Linked DNA regions of Homo sapiens: regions 2, 3 and 4 are each linked to region 1. Evidence: chromatin contacts called from ENCODE Hi-C or POLR2A ChIA-PET data. All regions are on one chromosome and are shown on one strand. Each heading gives the region's core, a stretch centred on a gene start or an enhancer-like site at or near the end of the contact. The rest is flanking DNA. Distances are from core to core; before and after follow the strand shown. Region 1 holds the start of MYL5 (myosin light chain 5). Region 2 holds the start of CTBP1-DT (CTBP1 divergent transcript). Region 3 holds the start of MAEA (macrophage erythroblast attacher, E3 ubiquitin ligase). Region 4 holds the start of CTBP1-AS (CTBP1 antisense RNA).

Region 1 (2,875 bases), core at 16-2,515:
TCCTATGGGAATCTGATGCCCAGGCTGATCTGAAAGTGGGTGGAGCTCGGGCAATCATGCTCCCTCACCTCGTCCTGTGCTGCCCGGTTCCTAACGGGCCACAAGCTGGTACTGGTCTGCACCTGGGGGTTGGGGACCCCTGCCCTATAGGACTGGCCTTGGTATACCCAGCTCAGGAAACAGAGCCCAGTGACTTCCTAGTTTCTCAGCCAGAGAGGCCCAGGCCCTGGACCCCAGAGCAAGCCAGGAGAGGGGGCAGAGGCGACTTAGGCCCGGACAGGTAGCCCAGGCCGCCAGGATCACGGGTCCTCCCCATGCTTGCTTCAAGAGTCCTGGAGTTTGTGATGCTGCACCTTAGCGAGACCCGAGCCATAGTTCTCCAGTTGCTTCTGCCTGTAGCAGTGCAGGGCCAGGAGGGGACACAGGAGGCCTTGCGTCACTACTGCATGGGGCCAAAGGGGGCCCGAGGGTGGCCCAGCACGGGCAGCATGGCTGCCGCCAGGAAGACCCAGAACGTGGAGGGGGTGCCAGGCTCCTGCCTAGACTCCAAGCCTGGTGTCCATGGGGCTGGCGGGTCAGCACTTCGGGCACAGCGGGGAGGCTGCATAGGCACCGCAGGCCCCATCTCTGGGCAGCTGTGGGAGACACACAGCTACCGGGAGGTGGACAGAGGCCAGCAAAGACCAGTGTGGGGCTCAGTGGTCCCCAGGCCTGGGCCGGGGCAGGCCCTTGGAGCCGTGGAGTCCTGAGGCCTGGAGTCGGGGGACCCAGGGAGCAGCCTCTGTTGGGGGCTGGTCTTCCCAAGAAGATCCCAGCCCCTCTTCGGGACAGAAGTGATGGGGCATCCTGGGGTGAGGAAGCTCCAGCTCCGGGATGAAGGGCGCCCCGTGCTCCCGGGCAGAGCAGCCGCAGGAAGAGGGGCCTGGAGGCCATGCTCCCGCGGGCCGCGGAATCCAACGCGGCCCGGCCGGCGACAGACACTACTGCCTTGTAGGAGAAGGACCTGCCCGGGGAGCCACCTGCACTCGGCTCACACTCCGCTCCCAGGACCCCCAGGTCCCTGCCCAGGCCACCCTCGGGTGGGCGCGGTCCGCGGGGCTGGACCCGCCCGAGCCGCCCTGACCTCAGGCCTCCGACGCTCCGCGCAAGAAGACAGAGTGCGCCCCGGCCCGCAGTCTGGGGTGTGGACACACGGCCAGGACGCGGACGGCGGGGCCTCGGCAGCAGCGCGGGGAAACAGCGGACCCCCAGCCCTGCGGGGAAAGGAAACCCCCCGCCCACTCGGCGCAGATCCCGCCTCACGCAGCAACTGCGCAGGCGCAGCCGATGATCCTCCGCGCACTCCCCAGCCTTTGTGCGCGTGCGCCTCACGTGACGTCACCGCCGCGCGGGGGCGCGCAGTCACCCTTCGGTCGCCAGGGGGCGCGGCCCCCCGCTCTCTCGCCGCTGACGGCGCATGCGTGCGCCCAGCTCCGCCTTTGCCTCCAAGGCTTTGCTGGCTTGTGCGGCATCCTGCTCCGTCTGCAGGTTGTGCTTCCGGTGCGGAGGTCAGGGACAAGATGGTGCCACCGGTGCAGGTCTCTCCGCTCATCAAGGTGATCCAGGCTTTGCAGCCGCCGCCCAGTGCTCTGGGCCCCCCCGTGTCCCGCCCCGCAGCTCCGACCCCGCGGGCTGCGACCCCCGGCCCCCGCCCCCATGATCCTCGCCCCGTGACCCTCGCCCGGCGACCGGACCCCCACCCCTCCTGCGACCTCTGCCCAGCGACCCCGCCCCCCCTCCTCCCGCGACCCCCGTCCCGCGAGCCCCGTTTCGCGCCGCCTCTGACCAACCTCTTTCGCAGCTCGGCCGCTACTCCGCCCTGTTCCTCGGTGTGGCCTACGGAGCCACGCGCTACAGTGAGTGACCGCGGGCGGGGCCGGGGCGGGGTCTGCTCGGCTTTCCTGTGGAGCTCCTGTGCTATTTGGAGAACTCCAGCTCTGGAAGGGGGCTTGGGACGCATGCGAGGCTGCAGGACCGTGTCCTCCACCGAGCGTGACCCCGATAGTGGAATCAGCTCACCCAAAGCTCAGGCTTCTGAGGCCCGGGCGGGGGACTCGAAAACGGCTGCTTCTTGGTGAAAACGGGTGCTAAATGGCTGTTCGAGTGCTGAGGTCTTGATGGGAGGCAGTCCCTGTTCGCAGAGGACGAGTGAGCCAGTGCGTGAGCGGGTGGGCAGCAGGGGCCCTGTAGCCTCTGGGTTGGACTCGTCAGGGTGAAGGTCAGGCGTTGACTCGCATTAACATAAAGAGCGGGAACAGCAGGTGCGTCTGGTTTACAGCGTCGCTGAAGATACCTTGACCTGTGGACTCAGTTCCTTTTGTACAGCATTTCCAGTGAATTTTATTCTCCTGCATTCCGCCAAACAGATTACCTAAAACCTCGGGCAGAAGAGGAGAGGAGGATAGCAGCAGAAGAGAAGAAGAAGCAGGATGAACTGAAACGGATTGCCAGAGAATTGGCAGAAGGTACGAGTGACACTGGCTCTTATAGATTGTCCCTCCCAGGTTTGTGCAGGGATAAGGAAAATGGAGGAGGACATTTAAGCAGAGCTAAGTAGATGCGGATTGTTTAAAAATGGGGAAGCTGGCCAGGCGTGGTGGCTCATGCCTGTATCCCAGCACTTTGGGAGGCCAAGGCGGGCAGATCACCTGAGGTTAGGAGTTCAAGACCAGCCTGACCAACATGGTGCAACCCTGTCTCTACAAAAATTAGCCGGGCATGGCCCGGTGCGGTGGCTCATGCCTGTAATCCTAGCACTTTGGGAGGCTGAGACAGGCAGATTGCCTGAGCTCTGGAGTTCGAGACCAGCCTGGGCAAGATGGTGAAACCCCATTTC
Region 2 (2,700 bases), core at 172-2,671, 570 kb before region 1:
ACACTCAGCCACGTGGCTGCCTGTTGAGCTCTGCAAGTCCACGCGGGAGCCAGGAATTCCTCCCCAGAAGTCTCTCCATTATATTCACCACCCCCTAGTAAATCACAACCTGACTTGCTGCAGAGGATGGAGTGCCTGGGACTCGTCTGACCCCAGCTCCCCTGGGGAAGTGGGGGTGGTACGTCCCTGCACCCGGCCACGTGCTGCCTTCTCCTGGGCTGCCTGTCCATGCTGAGCAGACAGGAAAGTCCAGTGAGGTCCCTGCCTGTGCACTCCACCAACCACATCGTCCCTTCCCGGCAGCCTCACCTAGGCCCCTCCAGCTACGACCCCTTGTCCCCTGCACCGATGCCTGGCCTTGGAGGTTGCTGCTCATTTTTCTGGAATTTTTTCTTAGATCTCTGCAGGGCTGCCCCTCCCCCTACAAGGGCTCCACACGTGTTCCCTCCTTCATGACTCCCACTGGGCTTCCCCGACAGGGCCTCACCCTCCCCAAAGCTCTGGTGACACCTGCCAGGTTTCCTCCAGGCCACAGCTCGGCAGCCCGATCTTAGAACAGAACGTGGCACGCAGGGCAGGTCTGGCTGAGGGCCCAGCATTGTCAGCGGGGTTGGAGGTCTTCCCGGGCCTCGAAGGGGAGACGTAGGCTTCTCAGGGCAGCCCAGGACGCGTCCTCACGAACCACAGCGAAATTACAGCAGGTATCTCGCGGATAGGAGTCTGCATCATTCCGTCTCCATGCCGTGGTTTCTGAAATTATGCAACTATCTCGGCATTCCAGAGGGCTCAGAGTAGCCACGCGCAGAGGCCCTCCCCATGGGGTGGATGGAAGCGTCCACTCGCGGCGCGAGGAATATCCCTGGGCCCCTCGGGAGAGTCTGCAGGGGCAGCCCCTGGGTGAGCAGGCCCAGTGCGGCCTCTCCCTGAAGGGACTTTCGGGCCCTCCCGGGTCGGGGCTTCACCGGTAGCAGGCAGGGCTTTGATATTAATGCTTAAAGGGAAAGCAGAGCTGAGCTGTCAGGACGTTGGTTAGCTACAAACCCTACTCTTGTTAAAAGAGAAATGGGGTCGGGGAAGGGGTTCTCCAGCCCTGAACTTCCCGGGCCGGGCAGGACGCGGTCCCTCCAGGAGTCGGGGCTCCCCCGCCTGGGGACGCACTGGGGCAGGCGCGCTTCTCCTCTCGGGGTCCCATGTGCCGCCGGCTCTCGGACGGTAAATCAGGGCTCGGGTGGGGGCGATGGGGGGCCCGCGGCCTCGGTGCCCCTGGCCAGCCTCGGAGGCGCACGGGCCAGGCCGCGGGGCGAGAAGCGAGCGCGGGAGGGCGGCAGCTGGCGGAGCGGGAAGGGAGCGGGGCGGCTGCGGCTGCGGCGCGGAGGAGCGCCATTTACGTTCGGGCCCGCGCCAGGCGCTGACGTGGGCGGCCCTGTCTCGGCTTCCGGGCCCGCAGGGTCCTCGGGGCGGACGGCGCTCCCGCCAGCGGCGCTGAGTCCGGCCCGACCCTGCCCGACTTCCTCGGGGACAGGCGGTTTAGAACGTGCGGAACACCAGGCCCGGGGCCTCCGCCGGGCTGCAGCCCCGCGAGCTTCCCGCCAGGCTCCCGCCCCGCCCCGCCCCGCAGCCGCGTCCCGGCCGGGCGGGCCCTGAGCCGCCCGCGTGAGTCCGTGCGCCGCCCGCGCTGGGAACCAGGAGACCAACCGCGAGGCCCCGCCCGCGCGCGCCGCCGTGTCCCCGCCCGCGCGGTCGTCGGAGCGCGGCTCAGCGGCGCGGCGGAGACTCGGCACGGCGGCGGCCAGGCGCAGGCGGGCGGGCGGAGCAGCGGACGGCGCCGAGGCCGCCCCACGCGCCGGGCTCGCGGCGGCGCAGCGCGCCGGAGTGGTCGGGGCCCGCGGCCGCTCGCGCCTCTCGATGGGCAGCTCGCACTTGCTCAACAAGGGCCTGCCGCTTGGTAAGGCCGCGCGCGCGCGCGTTTCCGGCCGCGGGCGGGGGCGGGGCGGGGCGGGTGCCGCGCGGGCGGGGGGCGCGGGGGCGGACCGAGCGCGCGCCCGCGGGCCGCCGGCTTTGTGTGCGAGTGCGCGTGCGCGCCGGCGTCCGCGCGTGGCCGCGGTCGGGGGCGGGACCGCGGGAAGGGTCTTGCGCATGCGCGGGCCGCTGCGTGTGCGCGAGCGCCGCAGTCTGCTCTCCCCGCCCGCGGCCCGTGCAGGTGACACAAAAGGGCCTGTGGGCCTCTGGGCTGCCCCGCCGGACCCCCAGCTCCACCGACCCCAGCCCCGTCGGACCCGGGACGGCACCCCGGGTCCCGATCCCCGGCCGCTACCCCGTCCCCGGTCATGACCCCGTGGCTGGGCCTGCGGGGCCGGGATGGGGCGGGAGCCGTGCGCAGCTCGGGGTGTCCTGGGGCGCGCGCTCCCGGGCCACTCGCGGGAGCGCGCCTCCCGCGGGGAGGCCGCCGGCGACCGTGGCCGCGCGCTGTGGGGGAAGGGGACGGGGCGCGGGTGCCGGGTATGACCGTGGAGGAGGCCGCTGCCCTCAGACCGGGCCCAAAGCGCAGCCCCCGGCGGTGACGCGGGAGGGCCCGGGGTCTCCGTTCCCGCGAACTCCGCGAGGTCCCGGACCGGCCCAGCGCCCCCACCTGCCCTTGCCTGGGCCCGCCCAGGTCCCGGGGCGCCTTCCTCGCGGGCTGCGGCCGCGGAAGCAGGGAGC
Region 3 (2,725 bases), core at 73-2,572, 620 kb before region 1:
ACCACCCTAGGCAACAGTGAAACCCCGTTTCTTTTTAAAAATATGAAATAAACCGCTAGTTAATAAAGAGGAGGAGAAGCTTGCTTCTGCTTTCCTATGAAGACCAGCTACAGCAGGGTACAGCCTGACTTCAGCAGCGCTAACTGTAGCAGGGACCTTTTAATGAATGCTAGGCACTGTTTGAAACAATACGTGGTCACTCATTTCACCCTGAGGTGACACAGGCGCTACCACTGCTTAAACCTGACAAGAATAAACAGTCACCAACCGGGCCCTGATGTCTCCCAGTAAGGACGAATACAGAGAAGCCTGATTCACACCCCAGCAGGATGGCTCACAGCCTGTGCTCTTCAGCCCTTCGCTGAACTGCCCTGGGGCTGGGGGAACGCACAGCAACCTGGCCATACTGCATCCTCCACACCTGTCGCCACACCGTCCGTCCTCAGACGGACGTGAACACCAGGGCGCTCTGGGAGGAGAGAGAAACTACGCAGCTCTCCAGGAAGGCAACACAGAACCACGAAGCTCAGCCGCAGCTCTAGGAAAGCTATGACCTTGATCTTTTAAGGAATTCCTTCCCAGGTGCTTCATATCAAATCCTCTACTAACTAGGTAAAGAACAAGTATCGGCTCCTTCTACTAGGAGCACAAATTTCATTCTAAGAAGTGCGACGTGGCTAGGTGACCACCCAAGGTCACGCAACCGGCAGCCGGACGGCAAGAGCTGTATTTCAGGTTTGGTGACGCCCATCAAAAAGGTCGCTGGGTGCCATCAGGCCGTGAGGTTTCTCCCTACAGTTCCTAACTAGCGACCGGCGCAGCCGGCACCTCCCAGCCCTGGGCTCCCGGGAGGGCGGCCGGGCACTGGCTGGGCACGCCGCGCACTCCGTCTGCCTGGGCGCCAGAGACCCCACGCCCCGCAAACTCCGGCTTCCACCCCAGCCCCAAATTCGCCACCCTTAGCGCTGCCAGAGTCGTCGCTGGCTCGGCTCACGCAGCTCTTCAAGCAGAGGGGCCACAGTCGGGCGCCTGGCAGGGCCAAAGCCGCCGCCCCCGCCACACCTGCCCGGCGCGGACCGGGCGCCCCTGAGAAGCCCGCACGGCCCCGCGAGGCCGCGCCCAGCTCCCGCCGCCCTCGCCGCTGGCCCTCCCGGGGCGGCCCCTCGCGGCCCGAGGGCACTGGCTGGAGACGCCTTCGCTGCCCTCAGCCTGCGCGGCGCAGGCGCCCACCTTGAGGGTCGGGTACTCCTGGACCTTCAGGGTCATGGACAACTGAGCCGCCGACTCCTGCACCGCCATCTTGAAGCGGCCAAAACATTAGCGGGCGGGGGACGCGCGAGCGCGCTGCACGCCGGGAAATGACGCCACGCGCCGGCCGGAGCAGGATGGGGGCGGGCCGATGCCCCTGCACCAATCGTATCCGCCCAGTCGGCCGGAGGCGGAAGAAGGCGCGAACCAATCACTGCCGGGTTTCCTCTCGTTCAGCCAATCAACGATAGCCCCGGCTGGCGGTTTCCACCTTGAATTCGCTACCGGGTTCAGGCCGCAGACGCCGGAGCTGGGGATGCTCCTGGCCCGGGGCGGGCCGATGGGGTGCGGGCTGCGGCCCGGGCGGGTGGAGCTGGGGCCGAGCGGGCTGGGGGACTTGGCGTCCGTCCAGTTACTTGGGGCTCCCGCGGGGTGGTCCCCTGTGGGTCCCTCGTGCCTGCGGTACCAAGGGCAACGCCAACAAAACGCCTGGCCGCATGCGCCTGTAGCCAGCTATTTTTCTTTGGCCTTATTTTGACCGATTTACAGCTGCTGGAATCCTGATGTGGAACCTCCGACTTCCCAACGGAAGAGGAAAGGCCCAGTACCTAAAACTGATTTATGGACAGAAACTCCCGAAGCATGAGAAGCGTGTGGCCTCTCCGCCCTCTCCTTGCAGGGCGGGCAGCGCTGGCATCCAGGTCGTGCGCTGCCTTCATTTCAGCCACTTCACATTCTCAGCCTTTCAAACACCACCCGTCTCCCTCCTTTCCAAAATAAAACTGAAATTAGATTTTATTAATTAGGAAATGACGTCCCAATTAAACCACCTTGTGTTTCACATAACACATTTCTAAACAACTTTTAAAATATTTGGTGTTTAAACAAAGGAAAAACATCTAAGGTGACACAGCGATGAAGGGAGAACCTCCGCTTGGAGGCTGCTACATGTTACAGCCGCAAGACATCCGACCCGCACTGTGGAATCTTTCTCTGTCTTACTTAAACAGGAGTTGGGACTAAGGAAAGTGTTATTCCTCAAGTGTGTGGCTGCAGACTCCAGTCTTTTAGACATTTGAAGTAAGTTTTACAGTGAGGTGCACAAATCTTAACTATACAGCTTTAATGAATTTTCACCCATATTTGCACTTTTATCTAACCGTGTCCTGGTTGAGATTTAGGACATTTCCCGTGGCACAGAAAGCTCCTCTGCCCCTTCCCGGGCTATATCCCCATCATTCTAACCCTGCTCCCCGTAACAGCGTTCCTGACCTTCCTATAGAGATGGAAGCATGCACTCTGTACTCTTTGCGTCCTTTCACGGTTCGCATCGTGTCTGCCACTCTCCGGGATGGTCCCAGTAGTACACAGGAGCACTGCAGCAGTTGGATGGACTGCACTCCTCTTAGAGACTGCCTTCACTTCACCAGGGATTCAAGATTAACCCAAAGGAAAGGACACGGGTTTCATTTCCATG
Region 4 (2,706 bases), core at 8-2,507, 540 kb before region 1:
GTGACCTCCACGGCTCAGCTCAGCCTCTCTGAAGTGGGCGGCCTAAGAGAGACCCAGAGACAGTGCAGTGGCAGGTTGGGCAGTGGTCTCTGTGTGTACCGGGCCTGTCCCTCTGCCCACTGGGTCTGTGGGACGCTGTAGGGTCCTGGCTTGGAGGCGGCCTGCCCGCAGTGCCCCAGTGGGAGGGAAGCAGTGTGCCAGCCGGGCCGTTGTGTGGATGATGGTGTGACTGGCTGAGGTCCTGCCCCACTGCCCACCCCTCCCTTCTTGGCATAGCTCCTGCAGGCCGGCCTGCAACCTGGGAAGACTGTGGGCCACAGGAGGAAGGAAAGCAGATGTCAGGGCTGAGGAAGCTCCCCAGACCATGGGTCAGCCAGCCTACGGAAATGGGCAAAAAAGCCAAAAGGGGTCATGCCTCACCTTGGCCCACAGCTGAGCCTGTTTACCGGCGTCCTCTTCAAAATCCCAGCCTCCTGGTTTCTCAGAGCTGCTTTTGGAAGCGTGGTCCATGCAAATCAGCAGAGTCCCAACTCATTTATGAGAAGGGGCTGCAGCGGGTCCAGGCGGTGCGAGGAGGGGCTGCAGCGGGTCCAGGTAGTACGAGGAGGGGCTGCAGCGGGTGCTGGGGAACCCGGGTCCCCTCGGGATGTTTCCATCCCAAGCCTTTCCCTGCATGCAGGTGGGTTATCCTGCCACCCCAAGTGTCCAGACCCTGCCGCGTCATCCGCCAAGTGTCAACCTCCCCTTGCTCCCTGCCCCATATAAAGCAGAAAGAAGCGGGGGGGGGCTGCTGCCTTTGGTGGGGTGCCCCCTCCTACCTGGCTCTGCACCCCAGTGCTCGCAGAGGTCTCTTGGGTATGGGCAGTGGCTCCCAGTCTCGAGGCCCACGCCGAGGACAGCCCCACCTCATGACTGAGGCCTCTGCTCCCTGCCCTCTCCGGAGGTGAGTGGCAGAGGCCGCCCAGCCCATCTCTGACCTGTCTTGGGCTCTTCAACTTGGAGCCCCCTGGGCCACTGAGGGAGGTGGCCTGGGCAGGGTGGGAAGGGTGGGTTCTGGACACGGTTAACAAGCCGGCCCTGGTTTTGCTGACGTGGGCACGGGTGTGAGGAGGGGCAGCCAAGGTGACTTCAAGTGTCTGGGCTGCAGGCTGGAGCTGATGTTTTCTGATATCTCTGGTGGGGGCTGCAGAGGTGGCAGTGGGAAGACCAGGAGTTCCGCGCTGACGGCTGACTCCAGCCTCTCCACAGGCAAGCCCTGGGCTGGGTCACTGGGCCCTGGTCAGCCCCCACGGCAGCCGAGGGTGGGGCTGGCCTCTGGCAGGGTGGGCCGCCCTCCCAGCTCCAGCTGGAGACAGGCCCCGCCCTGAGAGGCAGCCAGACACTGGGAACTAGCTCTGGACACAGGCCTGGAGGCTCCCACTCAGCTGGCCTCATTGTTTCCATGTTTCCAAGTTGAAGGGTCGGGGCAGGAATGGAATGCCTCCAAGGGCTGTCTGTGGTGTGAGCCTGGCGGCCAGGGAGCCGGGACGCTGAAGTGTAACTGAGTCTGGGATGTAAGGGACAGAAAGCTGTCAGAAAAGTGCTCTGAGCCTCGAAACGAACCTCCCCTTGGTGCCGCCTCCGGGGAGTCACCCCGCCCAGCAAGGCCCCAGGAGGGGTGCGGGGTAGCAGGAGGTGGGTGGGGGGCCCTCAGCCTCGGTTTCCTGGCCTGTGAAATCGGCAGCACTGTTTATCTCCCTAGAGGCTGGTATTAGGCTGGAGGTTGTGCCAAAACGCTTAAGACAAGAACATGAAGGAAGGTTTGCATGTTGGAAGGGAAGAGATAAGTCTCTGGTATTTGCTGACAAGCATCTGTGTACAAGACCCAAGAAAATCAGCCAAAGCCTGCAGCTAATCCTGAGACTGGCCAGGTGACCTCACAGGAGCGCCTCTGGTGCCTGCCAACTGTCTCCCCCAAGCTGAGGCGGAAACAAACGGAAACAAAGTCGCAGACAGCGGGTGCCCCATGACAGGACGTGTCCTGCTCTGTCCTTACGACGCAGGGTCTGGCCTGCTCACGCGATTCCACAGTGAGTGGGCACAGTGGTCAGAACCTGGTCCCAGCCACTGGCACCCGGCTGGTAAAGACCGTGGGAGTGACCAGGGCCGCCAACCGTGGTGAACGGTGAGGCCGCCGGATGACCAGACGGGCTGTGCTCGCGGGCGGCGGGCTGTTAGTGTTGTAAACTACATGCGCTTTAAATACCTTTTACCGAGTGCTAGAGCCGTTCATCACCACCCCACGCAGAATTTCAGCTGCTTACGTTGAACAAATTCAACAAGTTTATCCTCAAGTTTATATGCAGCAACAAAGGTCTATGAATTTGGGCTCATAAAACTCAGGCGAATTAAAGAGGAAACAGCCACAGCAGCCTGGTTCTGACACTGAGGGCTCCGGGGCAGGGGCAGGGCCCGCTGGCTTGGCGTGCGCGTGCGTGCACAGGTGTGTGGGTGTCTGCCTGGTGGGCGGGCGGCGTGTGCGTGTGCGCATGTGTGTTTGTGAACTGGCGATGTGATCGAGGGCACGGGTGCTGGGCTTCCCCCTCATGGGTAAAACCAGAGCTACTGTATGCCAGCCGTGGAGGCATGGACGGCCCCTGAGCTCGGACAGCAGACGGACAGACCGTTGACGCGTTGGCACCGTGGCCAGAGTCCGTTCAAGAAAGG

What was found. A loop is a pair of places that touch in the nucleus more often than their neighbours do. ChIA-PET counts read pairs that join two places held with the same protein, here RNA polymerase II (POLR2A). Pooled maps may share reads with other maps.
Region 2: a loop to region 1 is called in a pooled map, with 35 times the contacts of the local background. The contact joins the promoter of CTBP1-DT here to the promoter of MYL5 in region 1. A Hi-C loop is called at or near these places in 2 of 37 single-sample maps with no recorded cell type and 12 of 50 pooled maps. POLR2A ChIA-PET finds 5 or more read pairs at or near these places in 1 of 52 experiments (naive thymus-derived CD8-positive, alpha-beta T cell).
Region 3: a map of B cell shows a loop between it and region 1 (6-fold over the local background). The contact joins the promoter of MAEA here to the promoter of MYL5 in region 1. A Hi-C loop is called at or near these places in 2 of 168 maps with a recorded cell type or tissue (B cell and naive thymus-derived CD4-positive, alpha-beta T cell), 1 of 37 single-sample maps with no recorded cell type and 12 of 50 pooled maps. POLR2A ChIA-PET finds 5 or more read pairs at or near these places in 2 of 52 experiments (H1 and activated CD8-positive, alpha-beta memory T cell).
Region 4: a map with no recorded cell type shows a loop between it and region 1 (4-fold over the local background). The contact joins the promoter of CTBP1-AS here to the promoter of MYL5 in region 1. A Hi-C loop is called at or near these places in 3 of 37 single-sample maps with no recorded cell type and 7 of 50 pooled maps. POLR2A ChIA-PET finds 5 or more read pairs at or near these places in 1 of 52 experiments (H1).

What each region holds. Positions count from the first base shown.
Region 1 is chr4:672,932-675,806 of GRCh38, reverse strand. MYL5 (myosin light chain 5) reads right to left here and starts at 1,265. Exons shown (of 9, transcript NM_002477.2): 1 at 1,124-1,265. It overlaps ATP5ME (ATP synthase membrane subunit e), which reads left to right and starts at 1,531. Exons shown (of 4, transcript NM_007100.4): 1 at 1,531-1,595; 2 at 1,841-1,895; 3 at 2,406-2,504. The coding sequence starts at 1,560. RefSeq lists enhancers at 695-764, 642-1,399 and a silencer at 975-1,244.
Region 2 is chr4:1,248,161-1,250,860 of GRCh38, reverse strand. CTBP1-DT (CTBP1 divergent transcript) reads right to left here and starts at 1,421. Exons shown (of 2, transcript NR_033339.1): 1 at 1,389-1,421; 2 at 1-750. CTBP1 (C-terminal binding protein 1) reads left to right here and starts at 1,731. Exons shown (of 10, transcript NM_001012614.2): 1 at 1,731-1,945. RefSeq lists enhancers at 453-542, 603-652 and silencers at 1,023-1,952, 2,123-2,700.
Region 3 is chr4:1,288,488-1,291,212 of GRCh38, reverse strand. It overlaps MAEA (macrophage erythroblast attacher, E3 ubiquitin ligase), which reads right to left and starts at 1,322. Exons shown (of 9, transcript NM_001017405.3): 1 at 1,231-1,322. The coding sequence starts at 1,299. LOC105374347 (a long non-coding RNA gene) reads left to right here and starts at 1,642. Exons shown (of 3, transcript XR_925046.3): 1 at 1,642-2,328. RefSeq lists silencers at 1,012-1,291, 1,392-1,801.
Region 4 is chr4:1,208,671-1,211,376 of GRCh38, reverse strand. CTBP1-AS (CTBP1 antisense RNA) reads right to left here and starts at 1,257. Exons shown (of 6, transcript NR_104331.1): 1 at 819-1,257; 2 at 421-487. LOC100130872 (a long non-coding RNA gene) reads left to right here and starts at 2,415. Exons shown (of 4, transcript NR_024569.1): 1 at 2,415-2,706. It also overlaps a transcript of SPON2 not described here.